Linked DNA regions of Mus musculus: region 2 is linked to region 1. Evidence: chromatin loops called from intact Hi-C (ENCODE). Cell type or tissue: heart. All regions are shown on one strand.

What was found. Peaks named below come from ENCODE experiments on the same cell type or tissue, not always from the same donor. Only the 100,000 strongest peaks of a DNase experiment are listed, where the experiment ranks them.
Region 2: a loop joins it to region 1, with 3 times the contacts of the local background. A loop is called at or near these places in 2 of 42 quality-filtered maps.

Annotation. Positions count from the first base shown.
Region 1 is chr12:17,007,604-17,015,603 of GRCm38, forward strand. 2410004P03Rik (RIKEN cDNA 2410004P03 gene) reads right to left here and starts at 4,124. Exons shown (of 5, transcript NM_001201332.1): 1 at 3,849-4,124; 2 at 3,525-3,748; 3 at 670-709. The coding sequence starts at 3,742. In heart, CTCF peaks have their summits at 2,034 (motif pointing right), 4,199 (motif pointing left) and 4,402; a DNase peak (open chromatin) is centred at 4,048; H3K4me3 peaks cover 831 bases; H3K27ac peaks cover 771 bases.
Region 2 is chr12:16,586,390-16,594,389 of GRCm38, forward strand. It overlaps Lpin1 (lipin 1), which reads right to left and starts at 3,381. Exons shown (of 21, transcript NM_015763.4): 1 at 3,329-3,381. In heart, CTCF peaks have their summits at 5,158 and 7,476; DNase peaks (open chromatin) are centred at 2,372, 3,362, 3,772, 5,212 and 2 weaker places; H3K4me3 peaks cover 2,191 bases; H3K27ac peaks cover 3,932 bases.

The sequences.
Region 1 (8,000 bases):
CCTGCCTCTGCCTCCAAAGTGCCGGGATTAAAGGTGTGCATCACCCCAACTGGCTCACTTGGCTTATTTTTATTAAGACCAGCAGAGCTGGAGAGGTAGCTCAGCCACTAAGGGGTAAGGCTCACACTTCCAAATGCTAAGAGTTCAGTTCTTAGCATCCATATTATAAAAAATGGTCTCTCCAGCTTGCCCCTTCTCTCCTACAACTGTATATACAAGCACATACACACAGAAATGCACAATATACATACTCCCCCCCCAAAAAAAAAAAAAGAAAAAAGAAAAGGAAAACAGATCTTTACTTGGTTAGTTGGTTGCTTTTTTTGAGACAGGGTTACTCTGCATAGCCCTGGCTATCCTGGAATTCTCTGCGTGGACCAGGCTGGTCTCAACCTCAGATCCATTTGTGTCTATCCTCCAAGTGCTGGGATTAAAGGCATGAGCTACTACCTCCCAGTGAAAATACATCTTTAATAAAATTAACAAATACTGGCTACTTTTGTCCCAAATGTTCCTTATAAATACTTTCTTTTCCACTAGACCCCTAGTTACTTAAAACAACACTTCTATTCTGCCAGAGCACAGAGTAGGTCTTCAAAAAATTTAAATGAAGAAAGAACGGCTGTCCACACTGAAAGCAGTTTTCTGGGGGTGGGGGTGCTGTCTTACCAGAGGGTCATAGTCTTTCAGGAAACCCCAGTTCTCAGCCCTGGAAAGGAAAGCATGGGATTGTGAGGGTGCTGTTGGTTTGTTTTTAATGCCCACATATATGTCTGTGCGAGGGTGTCAGATCCCCTAGGACTAGAAATACTGACAGCTGTGAACTGTTATGTGGGTGCTGGGATTTGAACCCAGGTCCTTTGGAAGGGCAGTCAGTGCTCTTAACCACTGAGCCATCTTTCCAGATCAATTGTATCTTGTTTGTTTTATGGAATATCCTGAAAATTGACTTCCACTATGCCTTTAAATCTTTATATTACCATGGCGGAATTAAAATGCTCTGAAACCACAATAAATGTCAAGTGCCCACGCTTTACTTACGGAGCGGCACAGAGTGATTGGCTACTTTTTCTCTCTTGTTTTTGTCATTTCCACACATTCTTCCTACTACAGGTGTGTTTAGCACTTCAAGTTTAGGTGCTCCTTATTTGTTTCTCTGTTTTAGTTCAGGTTTGCTCAGGACTCAAGATGTAGCCGATGATGACCTTGGCCAGCTACCTCCTCCTCCTCTTCTTCCTCCTCCTCCCTTTCCCCCCTCCCCCCTCCCCCTCCTCCTCCTTCCTCTTCCTCTTCCTCTCATCTTCCTCCTCCTCCTCCTTCCTCTTCCTCTTCCTCTCCTCTTCCCCCTCCTCCTCCTCCTCCTCCTCCTCCTCCTCCTCTTCCTTTTAAACTTAAGATGTTGTCTTACTGTGGTCCTGCTGGCCTGGAACTTTCTATGTAGACCAGGTTGCCTCTGCCTCTGCCACTGAGTGCTGGGATTAAAGGTGCACACTGCTACACCAGGCAGCCTTGACCTTTGAGCTCTCCTGCCTCTACCTTCCCAGTGCTGGGATTATGGTCTTGGTTCATCAGCATTTGTGATGGTTAGAATGCGAATGGTTCCTATATGCTTATCTGTGTGAACCGTTCCTTGTCCCAGTTGGTGGGCCTGTTTGGGAAGGATTAGGAGGTGTGGCCTTGTTAGAGGAGGTGTGTCACTGAGTTGGCTTTGAGGCTTCAGAAGCCCATGCCATTCCCAGTTGGCTCTCACTGCCTTGTGCTTATGGATAAAGATGTGAGCTCTCAGCTACTTCTCCAGCAACTTGCCTGACTGTCTGCTGCCATGTTTTCCACCATGATGATCACAGATTCTATCCCTCTGGAACCACGAGCCCCAAATTAAATACTTTTTTATAAGCTGCCTTAGTCATGGTGTTTTATCATAGCAATAGAAAGGTAACTAAAACACCATGTTAGGACTCAGCTTTACATACTGCAAATTTTTAAAGAATGCACATGTGTCTGTATGTGCACTGCATACTGTGTGTGCAGTACCTGTGGTGACCAAAAGAGGGTGCTAGATTCCTTAAACCTGGTGTTGTGGGCAGTCATGAGCCGCTAGATGTGGGTTCAAGCAACTGAACTTGGGTCTTCTGTAAGAACAAGTGATCTTAACCGTCGAGGCATCGCTCTAGTACCAAGTTTACATATTTTAATGAAGTCTTTTGGGGTAATAGTGCTCCCCCACAAAGGCCATGTTAGGAGGAGAGTGAATGCCCTGCGTCTCTCCTGTGTCCTCACACCACAACCAACACAGGGGGTGGATTCTGCCAGATATTCCAGGGACACCCCAGCTCCCCGGAAGCAATTCTAAAGCAATAGGGAGCACCCTCTAATCCCATTTCTATCTCGCTAGTGACAGTGTCTGATTGACAGCTTGACAACTCCACTCCAATACTATCACCAGTTGCCAGCCTAGGGTTGTGTTTCTGACCATCTAATTAGGTGGACGGAGGCACTAAAAACAACCAGTGAGCATCAGCAGGGTTGGTGAGAACTTGGAGTCCTTGTACACTGTTAATGGAAATGCAAAGTAGGGCAGAAATTGTGAAAAACAGCAGGAGAGTCCCTCCCAACAAAACTAGAACCGGTTCCACTTCTGAAAATTTTATCTGAAAAATGGGAAGCCAGGTCTCAAAGGGAAATCTGCTCTCCTCTGTTTGCTGTGACACCTAACAACAGCCAACATGTGAAAATGATTTTTTTTTCATGGAATAGAATATTACTCTGCCCTGAAGAAGGAAATTCTGACATGTGCTTATGTTTATGTGAATGAGCTCCTTGATGGAGTGACTGCTACCACCTTGAGTCTGATCGCCAGACTAAAGGAGGGGCGAAAAGAAACTAAAAATGCAGCCACCGGCGTGTGTATTTGGAAAGCCTTCATTTAGACTTTTCACAGTTTTAAGTGGTTGCTCAGTAGCCATCTTCCTTCCCACTGGGCTTCAGCCACTCCACAGTCTTTGGTTTTGTCTTACTAACTTCAAACTCACACTGGGCGTACAGCTCTGAGTCATCATACTTGCCTAGTCTACCTACTTCTCTTGGGGTCCAGGAAGCCAGGCCCCCTTGGAACTCTGGGCAAACCTACCAGGCTTCTCCTGGTATCCATCACTGAATGAAACCAGGAAGGAAGCTCCCTACCCCCACCTCCACCCCCAGGCCAGAGTCCCGCCCCAGGCAGTGCCATGGCTTCCAGCTGCCAGCTTCCTCCCAGAAGAGGAGGGACAGAGAGATTGTTGTGTGGCCATAGATGGGACCAGAGCCCTGTCTATACCTATATTCCCAGCTATCTGTTGGGAATGAGGCCCTAGCTGCTTTAGTCACAGTCTGGGTCTAGGCTGGCCTCTCTTGCACCCTACTTCCACGTTCTCCCCCTCTGATCTTTCCATATATTCTGAACTCTTTCCTCTGCACTTTCTCAGACCCCCCAAGGTGGATGGAGATGTGAGAGATTCGGGGAGAAGGGGGGGCAGGACACTCACCAACGCCTCTGGCCTCGTGCTTCGGCTTCCACAAGCTCCCTCCACAGCTGGTCCTGTTGCACACCCAGGGCTGGGGTCCCCTGGCAACCACCGGCGAGAGCCCTGCTTGCAGCAGGGCCATCCCCCAGGGCCGCAGAAATTGAGGCAAGCTGCCTGGTAGGGGGCGGTTTGTACCCAGCGGATGTGGTTCTTGGTAGCCCACGATGTTGGCTGCCCATGGGGGACTGGAGAATCAGGAGAGGGAGAGAAAAGAGAAAGACTGGTTGAGACTTTCTGCCTGAACCCAGGATAACCTGCACAAGGTGCTCCCGCTTCGTCCCTCACCGGATTTCGAGCTCAGAGAGAGTGACTGATGGGGGACAAAAACTCTCCAGGCTGGGGCAGCATCTGCGCCCAGCTGTGTTTTGCAGCCCTGCTTGTGTTGACTGTCGCCCAGGGAACAGGCGACTCCCAAGTGCGCATGCGGAAGGGGCGGACCCACTGTGCGCCCTCCAAAGACTTCGGAGCCACTCGGTGGGGTGCAGATGGTAGGTGCTTTGCCCAGCTCTTCCCCTGGGCGGGAGAGCGGGACAGTGTCTGCTGAGTCTCCAAAAGCTGTGAGTGCTCCGTGTTCCGCAGAGCTGGTGAACTGGAGCAAGACCCTGTGCTGCCCCCTGGTGGAGAACTCAGGGTCCCAGACGAAGGGACGAGAGACCAGGGGCAGGAAGAGAAGACATCTTAGGGTTTTTAATTGCTGTGATGGAATATCATGACCAAAGCAAGTAGGGAAGGAAATGGATTATTTGGCGTCCACTTTCATATCGTAATCTATCGCTGAAGAAAGTAAGGGCAGGGACTCAAACAGGGCTAAAACCTGTAGATAGCAGCTGATGCAAAAGCCATGGAGGGGTACTGCTTACTGGCTTGCTCCCCATGGCTTACTCGGCCTGCTATCTTTTAAAAATTTTTATTTATTTATTTTATGTATGAGTGCTCTATCTGCATGTACACCTGCATGCCAGAAGAGGGCATCAGACCATATTATAGATGGTTGTGAGCCACTATGTAGTTGCTGGGAGTTGAACTCAGGACCTCTGGAAGAGCACCCAGTGAGCTGAGCTATCTGTACGACTGAGCCACTCTCCAGCCCTCAGCCTTTTATGTTTTAGAACCCAGGATCACCTGCCCAGGGATCACACCATACATAATGGCCTGGGCCCTCCCCATCAATCACTAATTAAGAAAATGCCTTACTAGCCCCACCCCTTCACTGGCAGTAGCACTCAGGCAAGCTGGCCCTGCACCTCAACTGGGCAGCATAGTGGTCCTAATAGTGAAGGCAGGGATGATCCAGCCCTAAGGGTAAGAGGGCAGGAGAACTAGCCCAGGCCCTTGAAGGCTGCAGCCCTAGGGAGAATGGGCCACAAGCCTTGACTGGGCAGCACAGTGGAGCTGGCTCTGGAGGAGTGGGAGCACATGGGCCTGCCCAGAGGGCATCAGGAAAGGAGAGCAGAACCTGCCTCCTGCCCATGTCAGCACTGGGTGGTCTAGCTGGAGCAGCGCTGGAGAGCTCTCCCTGGAGGTGCAAAGAAGGGAGAGCTGACTGAGTGCTAACCACCCCAGTTACCACCTGGGCCCAGACCCAGGGCTCTGAATTGGCCCACTCCAAAATCTTTATCATTTGCAGATGGTTGGGACACATGAAAGGGCCAGTCCTGCTGTTCCAAAGCTGCAGGATCTCCATGACACAGAGCAACAGTATGATGACCAGGAGGGGGTCCCAATGAGGATTCAATACTGATGTGTCACAGAAGCCAGAGATCTCCAATCAGACCAATGACTCGTTGCGATGAACATCTGCAAGTGAAGATGTGTGGACAGAGGGATACACTGTGGGACACACGGTGCCACACTGCAGCTTCTATGATGAGATGCTTTCTATGCCTTTCTTGTGTGTGTGTGTGTGTGTGTGTGTGTGTGTGTGTGTGTGTGTGTGTTTGTGTGTTTATTGGGGGGGGGGGAGGTTGCAAGGGCAAAGGGTGGGGAGATAAGTGGGACTGGGGTGCATGATGTGAAATTCACAAAGAATCAATAAAAAGTTTTTTTTAATGGATTATGGAGGAAGGGGGGGGAGAAAATGCCTTACAGCTGGATCTTATGGAGGCATTTTCTCAACTGATGCTACCTCCTCTCTGATAACTGTAGCTTGTGTTAAGTTGAGGTAAACTAACCAGGGCAACAATGTATGTTCCTTCTGAAAGCCCAGAGAGCCCACAGCATCCTGTCATTGATACTGAGGAGCCTCCCAACAACCCCAGGCAGCTTTTGTGGACATAGGTCCTACACAGAGTCACACTGAGGCCCACAGTGGAATCCAGTCTACAGGGAAGAATACAACCGGAGTGACTGTCCAGGCAGCCTGAGTTTAGCTTATAAAAGGCACATCGAGGACTTAAGAGTGGGGGTCCTGCTGTGGACTCCACTTCTGTTCCTTCTCTAGTCCCAAGCAGCCCAACCCCGTCTGTGGCACCAGTGGCTTCTTCATCCAGCTCAGCCAAACTCAGACCCTCCCATCACGCTGTTCCAGGCACCCTCCTTTCTTCCTCGTCACCAGCGATGGGTTTATTGATAGACCTTTCAATCCTTCCCTTACACTCTGTGCCTGACTCCTGTCAGGCAAGGTGTTCCTTCCCTGTGCAGCCAGAGAACAGAAATGGTTAATCAAGTGTAGACAGAGGTACCCTAAGTGGAGGATGCTCTGGTGTCTGGGACTCAGGCAATAGGCCACACCTCTTCTTGTTGTGTGTCAGTTTCCTCTCCAGCAGCAAAGATCCTTAAGATAGAAAGTAAACAACTCATAAGAACTCCAGGAAGTCCCTGAAACTGACCAGATTCACTTTCCTGACAGTAAACAATAGCTGGTACAGAGGGTCCCTCTTAAATGAGCCAAGCTGCAAAGGAGAATTAGAGACCCACCAAGTGGCCTGGAAGAAGCAGAGACCACCAGAGCTGCTAGGAAGAGCCTCGGAACAATGAAGCCACTTGGAAAGCACACTCTCCTACCTGTTGAGCTGCCTGTAGATTGTACAGTGTACACCAGGTTCCCAGCTTTTGTGAGCTGTCCCCCACGCTGGTGTGGTCTTGGGTGATGCAATTGTCTTTGACTTATATCTGCCTCTGTAAGTAACCCCAATAAAACTCATTGGTTTATTGGTATTCATACTTTGGTCTGTCGTGGGTTCTCTATCTGGGGTAAATAGATACATGTCGCTTCTCCCCAGGAAAATTTCCTTACTAAAGAGGCAGCAGGGTTTGGTCTTTACAGATGAGAAGGATTTCAAAGATACAAGAGAGAAGACAAGGGAGGAGGCACAGTTTGGGGCTGGAGGTCGGATGCAGATGCAACCAGGCATGTGGATACTTTGTACCTGATTCTGCACAGAGAGGGCACTGGTAAGTTATAGCTGCCAAGGTAACTGCAAAGTTAGAACCATAGGAATGGGAGACACTCTCATGGCTGTGGCCCTTGGGAAGGGTGGTGCTGAAGCCACATTGGACTCAAGCAGAGGCCAGTGTAGAAGAGACCGAGTGAGCAGGGCAGGAAGGACCTTAAGCCTCATCATTTGGTGTTGATAAGAAGCGGCTCAGGTGACTGTGGAGTGAGCTTGCCCCAAGCTCAGGTCTCGAAATCCTACTAATCCCTGTCCTGGAAAACTCCACCCCCAAGAAACCCTACATAACTCTGCCTCTTATTCAATTTCCCGCTGCTTCTCTCCCCGGCAGAGGTAGTCACCCTTTTGTGTTTTTCCCAATACATCTCTTGTGCGAGGTTCCTTGTGCAGTGTGACTTAGTGGTCCAGGATACGTTCCTCTCTGAGCTGTAACACTGACACATGGGTCCAAACAAGCTGATGGGATGTGGTCTTTCTTCTCTCCTTTGGCTTTCCTCCCATAACTGGGCAATTTTGTGGGTGTCGGTGTCTCTGGGAGTGGCAGCTGTATCCCTGCACAGTGCTGTGATACTGTGTCCTCACCATGCTTCGGAACAGCAGCTCTGGCTGGCTCCCTTGCAGCTCTGGCTGGCTCCCTTGCAGCTCAGGAGCTTTCTCTTTCTTAGAGAGAATGGAGGCTGTTGCCCCCAGAAGTCCTTTCTGTGTGCAGAAGAAAGGGAAGTCCTTACCAGGCTGACATGGGCTCTGGTGCTCAGCAGTTAGGGACAGCCATGTGGCTTGCTAGGATGCTTCAGCCCTGGTCCCCTGCCTATGTTTTCCAGTGGCAGGAAATGCAACAGCACAGGCTAAAGCCACCAGCCAAGTATCTAGAGCAGCTCTCACTCTGGCCTAGGTGGCTATTGAGTGTAGAGGCTGAATTTTTTCATGGAAATTGGTTGCTTAAAGTTAAAGTTTTAAGCCGAGGAATACAACCTTATGCCGGCTGGGTTGGTTCTTCTCTGAGCTGATCACAAACCTCTCCCTGAAACTCCGAGGTGTGAAGCAA
Region 2 (8,000 bases), 420 kb before region 1:
ATCTTTGTGAGTAGCAGTGATCACAGACTTGACTGTGATGGGGAAAAGCAGAAATCACTTAGAGACCTGTAAGGCCCTGGATTAATAAATTATGGACCATCCACATTATATATGGAACAGTATGCATCTACTAAGAGTGGAAGGAAGTTGTATGCTCCATAAATATCCACACTCCCAGGGCTGCAGTCAATCGGGTGCACAGGAGACTTTGACTTTTCTATAGACACAAGTATCGCTTTCACATCAGTTGTTAGTGGGGAGTCTGAGAACTCCTGTACACTTGGCCTCAGGGTTGTCATGTCAAAGAAAACTACTCAGCAGAAAAGGGACGTGAAGCAGCTGTCAAAATGGCTCACCAGACAAAGCTACCTGCTGGCAAACCTAAGGACCTGGGTTCAAGCCCTGCAGCCCACTGGCATAAAGGCAGGGGCAGAGAAAAGATTCTATGAAGTTGTCCTCTGTCCTCCACACTCATGCTGTGACATGCTTAAGCTCTCTCTCTCTCTCTCTCTCTCTCTGTCTGCCTCTCTCTTTCTCTCTCTCTCTCTCTCACACACACACACACACACACAGACACACACAAGCTGCGACGTGCATAATCACACACACACACTGATTTCTGAATACTGCTTTTAACAAGGTTCTCATTAGCCTTCATTTTAAAAGAAAGGAAGCCCCAGTAGCAGGGACAACTAGGATCTGATCCCTGCTCTGGGGCTGGAAGGTCTTCTAAGTGACATAAGACTTGTCAGAACTGAGCTCTGGCAACAAGTGGGTATCATAATCCCAGGTAATGAGTGTCCTCAGGTCCCTGCCAAGAAGCACCCAGGGCCTGGCCAGCAGGAGAGAGACACATAGAAGACCCAGTGTGGCCCCTGTACTCTGTGACATTGCCTTGGGTTAGGACTTAGAACCTTACCAGCTCTTAACTATTAGCTCCCTTGCAGAGCTCAGGATCTTTGCTCTCCTTGGAAGCCCCAGTGTCTTTTCACACACTTGTGAGGGCCCTCTGTCCAGATACACAGCTTGGTCTAGAAGACTCTGCCCCTGGGACCTTTGTACATTGCTGTACTTCCCTGCAATCCTGCCTCGGTCGTTAGCAATGGTCACATATCCCCTGCGTTTCCAAGAGAATTGTGGCTCCATTCTGAGCCTGTAGGGTGGGTGATTCAAACAGCACCCACCACCCAGAGGTACTGGGAAGGAGCCTACGAATGGTCTTTCCTCAGTCTACATCCCAGGGAAAGCCTGGGTACTGACCCAACGGTAACAAGCAGCTCCAAAAAATACCGTACTAAGTCTCCTGTAGCAGAGTACTTCATGTGTGTTTAAAGTATGAAGGCTGTACCTACACACACACACACACACACACACACACACACACACACACACACACACACACACATGCAGAGCAGGGGACAGACACTACTGAATCAGATAAATACTGAGATATTGCAAGGATATATTCATGTTTCACAATAAACATAGTTTGAGGCAGGCAGAGTATGGTGGCACACACCCGTGATTCTAGCACCAAGAAGGCTGAGGCAGGATGACCTTGAGTTCCAGACTAGTCTGGGCAAGACAGTCAGGTCAAGAGGACAGCTCCAAGTTCACGTACAAAGACGTCCAAGTGCAGCCAATTCACCCACCAGCCTGCACCACTCCCTTCTGTTTGATTTTCAAAAGGCTCCAGAAACCAAGAACACCAACCCCATACCTAGCTATTCTGAAACAAGATACCTGTGCCCCTAAGCATTCCCACCCGCGTGCTTTTCAAATCAATTTATACCTTTATTGGTCCCTTACAGACCCTGAACCTAAGAGAGAAAAGACACACAAAAAAATGGATTCACAATCTAAGGTGGGGAAAGGGTGTGCCAAGTTATGGACCAGGGGCTAGCCTTGGGTAGCCAGGACCAGCCTAGCCCTATAAAGGGACCTCAGTGGTACCCTGGGCTGCCCCATCAGGGTGTAACAATCCGAAGTTGTAACAACCTGGAGCCTCTCGGTTCATCAGTCTAGTAAACAAAGGGTGGCCTTTCCCTCACTCTAGATAGGGAGGCTCCCAAGTGATGTCTCTGGCCCATGGATTTCCAGCTATCAGTAGTCAGTTGTCTTGCCATCTCCTGACCTTTCCCTCTCTTTAGCCTGAAGCACTGAGAGCAATAGATAAGCAAAGACCCACCCCAGCCTCCCCAGCAGACAGCACCCCACACAGAACAGCAACCAAGGATCCTATCTCCTTCATCTGAACCCCAACTTATCACCCAGGCAACAAGACTGGGCATGTTGTCCCTTTCAATAAAGTGACAAGCATCATAAGAACATTGCTGACTGCCACCTAAAAAGGGTAGAAATCACGTGAGGTGGGACAGCCACCAAGACAAAACCAAGCTCAGCCCCAGGCTTCCCAATCCAACCACCAGGCCCTACACAAGCAGGAATAAGGGCCAAAACACACACCCACACACAAAACCCGTGACAGCAGAAGCGCGCTGTCGGCAAACAGGAAGCTTTGTCAACACAGGGAATCAACACAGTGGGATCTTTCAGCCTTTCTGGGAACACTAGAAAGTCCCCTTAGTGGTGCAGATATTAGTCCTTAACTGCTTTCATTCATAAAACGTATTTTATGGAACAAAGGATAGATAGTATATGTGTGAATCCCCATGGGCCGCTATCCTCTCCTCCTAGAACCGTTACAGTCTTCCCCACAACTTCACTACCCAGTTGGAAGCTTTTTCCCACACGCCCCAGCCCAGCCCAGACCATTGCTTTCCTTCTTGCCTCCTGCCAAGGAGGGTGGGCGTCTGGAGCAACTACTGGCCACACAAATTATCAGCCAGCCACCTTGACTCTGTCCCCTTAATATGACTTAATATTAATACTTAATATGACTTCCAAAGCATTGCTTTCCCTCCCATATTCCCCCCGGCCTTTCCCAGATAAAAGTGCCTGCAGCTACTAAGGGAGCCACAGGCCCAGTGCCCACCAGACTGCAAAGCTGCAGAGAGGCCTGCTGCGAGCTTGATTATCTAAGAATCCCGGTTCCCAGTTCGCTGCCACCCAGCGGAGGCGTGCCCTTGGGCACGAAGGTCAACCTACCAGCCTAGACTCAGTTTCCTTGGCTGCAAAGCCTGAATCCTAAACCCTTTGGGATACGTCTCATCCGGGTCTCGGACCGCCACGGGGTCCCTGCAAGCTTCGACACCCCACGGGAAGGCCTGTGTCACAACACGGCCCACATCGCCTCCCTGCGGGGCCCCACGTCTCAGTAATGGGCTTTGGGGCGCAAGCTGGGCCCCGGGTCCCCATTGCTACTCACCAAGAGGATTCACGAGCAGGCGCGCACGCGTGTGGCTGCCTTTGTATGCAAACAGCGGGCCGGAGCGGCTGTCAGCTAAAGCACGGCAAGGGGCGGGGCCTGAAAGGAGGCGGAGTCTCCGGGGCGACGCCAGGGGACTCTGGAGGAGCGTGCTGCTGGGATGCTTTCAGAGCCCACAGACCCCCCCCCCACCCCACCCCACCTCCCACCTCCCTCTCATATCCCCGCCTCCCCCTTCCCATCCCATCCCTCCCCAGACTGGACTGTCTGCCTTGGCGTTCCAGGGAGTAGGCAGCCAAAGTCTTCTAATTCCACAGCCTGACCCTGTTTTGACCTTATGTCAGTTTACAATTAGTTCTTCCCCTGATGTGCCTGTCACAAGCTAGGGATCAATTCCTAATCTTAGCACTCCCACATCCTGCCTCCCTCCTGGCTAACATTCACCACCAGTCAGCAGAGCCAGGAAGGAATAAATAATAACAGACAATGCCAGGTCTGGGGGTGGAATGGCTCAAGTCAGACCAAGTCACTCTTAAGTGTCACGAGACTACTAGGAGACAAGGACTCCTATATCCCGGGCTTGCCTCAAGCTTTCTATGGGTTCCTGGATGACCCTGCACTTCGGATCTGCCTATCTTACCTCCCAAGTGTTGAGGTTACAGGCAATCCTACCCCCACCATGCCTACTTTATGCGAGCCGGGAATGGACCCCAGAGCTTCACATCCGCTAACTGAGCTACATCCAGGTAATAAATATCAAATTATATATACAACAACCCTCCGAAGAGTCAGTGCTTTCTGGGGGACAGAAGAGCAAAGACCTTGAGGAAGACTGCTGGAGAACATATACCTGGGGTCTCGTAGACCAACAGAGAGAGCCCAAGTATAATGTACCTGTCACCGGAAACTATATGCAGAAATATGAGTCAGAAATGGATGCCAGCCACAAGCAACCCAGGAGAGGGAGGTCAGAATGATGACGGGTGCGTCCCACCTTGAGAAAAACTAGTTCGTGGGGAGGTCCAGGGAGGAGTGGCTTGTGTACCCCAAACTGGTCCTAAAATCTACGAATCTAAAGGTGACCACGAACTTCCAATCCCTCTGCTTTCCGGTTTCTGGAATTACAGGTCCCCACCCCCACCCCCACACTGGGTTTCCGAGGCACTGGAGATCCCTCTCAAGGGATTCTGCCCACCAAGCAAGCTAGGACCCCAGTCCAAGACCAGGCCACCGAAGACCTGCAAGGGAACTGAGCCAGGCTGGGCTGCCTCCACCCCAGTGCTCAGGAGATCAGCACAGGCAGGGTGACTCTGAGCATAAAGACAGAGGTGGAAGCGCTCCAGCTGCACTTGGGGCAACACAAGTAGCCACAAGGGTTGTCTCCGCTGCCCACAAAGTCCTGGGGTTCTGGACCCCAGAATGAAGGCACCCTGCCCCACCTCCATCATCTCCTCCATCCTCCACACCCCCACCCCAAGGCCTTCCAGAAAGCATGTCTTACAGTCTTACATTCTGTCATCTAAATAAGGTCATTTTTATTATTATTATTTTCCAGATTTGAAGCAGGTGGAGGAGAATCTGAACACATAAAGTCCAGCCCAAAGCCCTTACCCCACAAATGAACCTGGGGTCTGGAACCCGCACACACAACCGCAAACGCACCCAGACAGCTCTGAGTAGCAAAGATAGGACCAGCTTTGCCTGCTGCCTATAAGAAGATCCCACAAACAGGTCACTTATCTCAGAAACATTCACTAGGTCACAGGAGATGGTCGCACTATACAAAAATTGGAGTCTCTGAAGCCCAGGTGTTCTAACCCGGCAAAGTCTGGAGCCCCCCTGGTGGGGCCCTAGGCAGTGTTTTGTCTGCAGCCACGCTCCTGCCGCTGAGCTGTGACTCAGCCAGAGAACTGAGGTGATCCCCTGAGCCAATCCCAGTACCTGCTGTGTTCAGCCCAAGTCGGAAGAGGGGAAATAACCTAATGACTCTAGCTAGAGGAGGAAGGAGCCAATCCTGGGCTCAGCAGTACAGCATCCTCGATTCCGTACTCAGTTTTACAATCCAGGAAGTGAGCGGAGGTGTTGGTTAAGCAGGTCCTTTGGAGGCTGGAAAGGAACTTGTTAAGTTCTTGGCCAACACTGACTAGATTTTCAATTCTAAAATCCAGTAGTCCTAGGAGTGGGAATTCTATAAGGACTTGGTGGCTGCAGCTGGCTCCCTGGTCCCTCAGAAAGGACAAGCATCATGCAGGCGTCCATCAGGATGGGACAACAGGCTATGCGGTGCTGAAAATTGCTCTTTTGCTAAACATGGGACCGCAGGTGTTCCTCGCCACACCAGGAACTGGTCCCTGCTGATGTGAATATAAAAACACCCACCCCTTCTAAATGAAAATCGGTCTCCTCAGTTGCTGGCAGTGACGGTAACTGTTAAGTCCTTAGGTTCTGTTTTCCTGAATGCTGCACGGCTAACCAGCATGCCTGGGCAGGTGTGGACAGAAGAGTGAGCGGCCCTCTTCATGAGACCCCCACAGCCACCATAGGTGGACCTCTCCACTCTAGTGGTCGGCTCTGCAAAATCACAGCAGAAAGTCTTGCAGAGCCACTGGGTGCTGTCCCAGAAGGACAGAGCACTAATGCCTAGGGCTTCTGGGAATGGGGGGCTCTTCAGAGTCTAAGGCTAGCCCTTAATAGAGGGCCCCCGGCTTTAAGGTACCCAAAGGAGACGCTGGCCCTCTGGAGAAACTAGAATTTCCCTAGGACTCCCACTCAGGGAGAAGACAATGGCTGAATGAAGCCCGGCATCCTCCTGGAGGAGGAAGCTTGCCTTCTAGGAAGAGAATCCCCACACACCTTCTTTGTTCCTCTTCCTGCTGGGGCCACACTGACTATGTCTCCTTCCTCTGCTCTTCCCCATCCCCCTTCTGTCTGACTGGCCCACTGAAGGCATGGGGGCAGAGCCCCACTTGTCAGGGAATTAGGATTGGCAGAGCCCAGGCTCTGACGCCAACCCCAGGTGACACAATGTGGCTTCTTCATCGTGGGGATTTCCTTACTGGGGTCCTCAGAAGCAAGGTGGGAACCTCTGGCCACCTGGTACCGCTTCACTAGGGTGAGGGAGGACAACTCGACCCAGCAGTGGGAAACCCCAGCAGAGACAGGATACAGCCCATGGCACTGGGCCTGGGCCTGGGGGAATTTCTGGGGAGAGGGTATAAATGGTCCTGGTTCCAAAGGCAGAGGAAGAGGAAAGTAATCTGGGAATGGCAAGGGGCAGGAACAAAGGCATCAGGGAAGGCAGACTTCAGTGTGTCACCAGGGCCATCTTAATCAGGGTGATGCTCCAGGAGAGCAAAAGGGGTAAGGGGGGGGGGGGTGTCAAAGACATATAAGGGAAGCTGCTAGCTGGCAGCAAGCACGCATCTTAGAGTCTGTGTTACTCCAATCCATCCCCCATCACGCCAGGAAGGAAATAGCACCCAGGCTCCCCTGGGACTCAGGCCTACAACATTGCCAACACACGAAGCCTTGGGCTGACACACACACTGTGGCCGTGTTCCCTAGTCATTTACTCAGTTCCCAGTCAGCACAGCGACCTGTGATGTCGTAGATTCCTGGGCTACATGAGGGTACCTGTCCTCAGTAAGCACACGGTCTCAAGTAGTGATCATATGTTCAATGTTGCTACCAGCCCAAGGGTTGTCCACTGACGAAGGGTCTGGGCAGTCCAGTCCCCAAGCAAGAGGATTCATCCCAGTCTGGGAGTCCTGAGTCCCTCTGGGCAAATCCAGGCCAGATGGAGGAGCTAAGGGCAAGGGGCAATCAACAGCGAATACAGAGAACCTGGGGTCCGTCAGAGCTGACAGAGTCTGGCCTCGGTGGGCAGGGACAATCGTAGCTACTGTGTAAGATGTCTCCCTCAGAGAAAGCAAGAGAGGCACCACCATAACGGTCTTTTCACTGTGGTCATATGGGAAAGATTCAATGAGCCAGGCTAGACCAGAAGGACAACACGGGACTATAGTGGTGCCAAGGTACAGAGTGAGGCTGACGGAGGTCAACGTCAGCATAGACTGGACGGATGAATTCTATAATTTAGGAAGAACGGATGCTGCTCTGGGAAGCTACTGACTACTTCACCACTTGCCGCTAGGGACAAACAAAATTCTCTGTCCCCAGTCAGCTGTGTCACCTGTGACCTTGTCAGGCCAGGGTGAGGGCACCAGTCCTGTGAGTCATATGTCTCAAGTCTCACATTGCCCAGCTAAGAAACTAGCTGTCCAGAAAGGGTGAGACAAGGGCAGGGACCCAAGAGTTCAGCGTGAGATGAGTACAGTCATAGTACCTCTGTGAATCCCAAGGCTGAAAGAGTCCTCCTGTATATAGAGTGGCAGACCAATAGACATAAAGTAAGGACAGCGGTGGCTAGCATTTAAAGGCTATTTCCAAGCCAACCCCGGCTCTAGACTCTGTATACCACATTTCTTTTTTAACAAGCCCTATAGAGTAGATACCATTTGCTGTCCCAGAGGAATAAAGAAAGTAAGGCACCAAGAAGTGGCTGAAGTCACACGGCCAGTTAACAGACACATGGCCAGTTAGTTGAAGCTAGACTTCATGGTATATACTTGTTGATCTGAGCCCTAGACCTTTCCCCTAGAGTCTCCTTAGT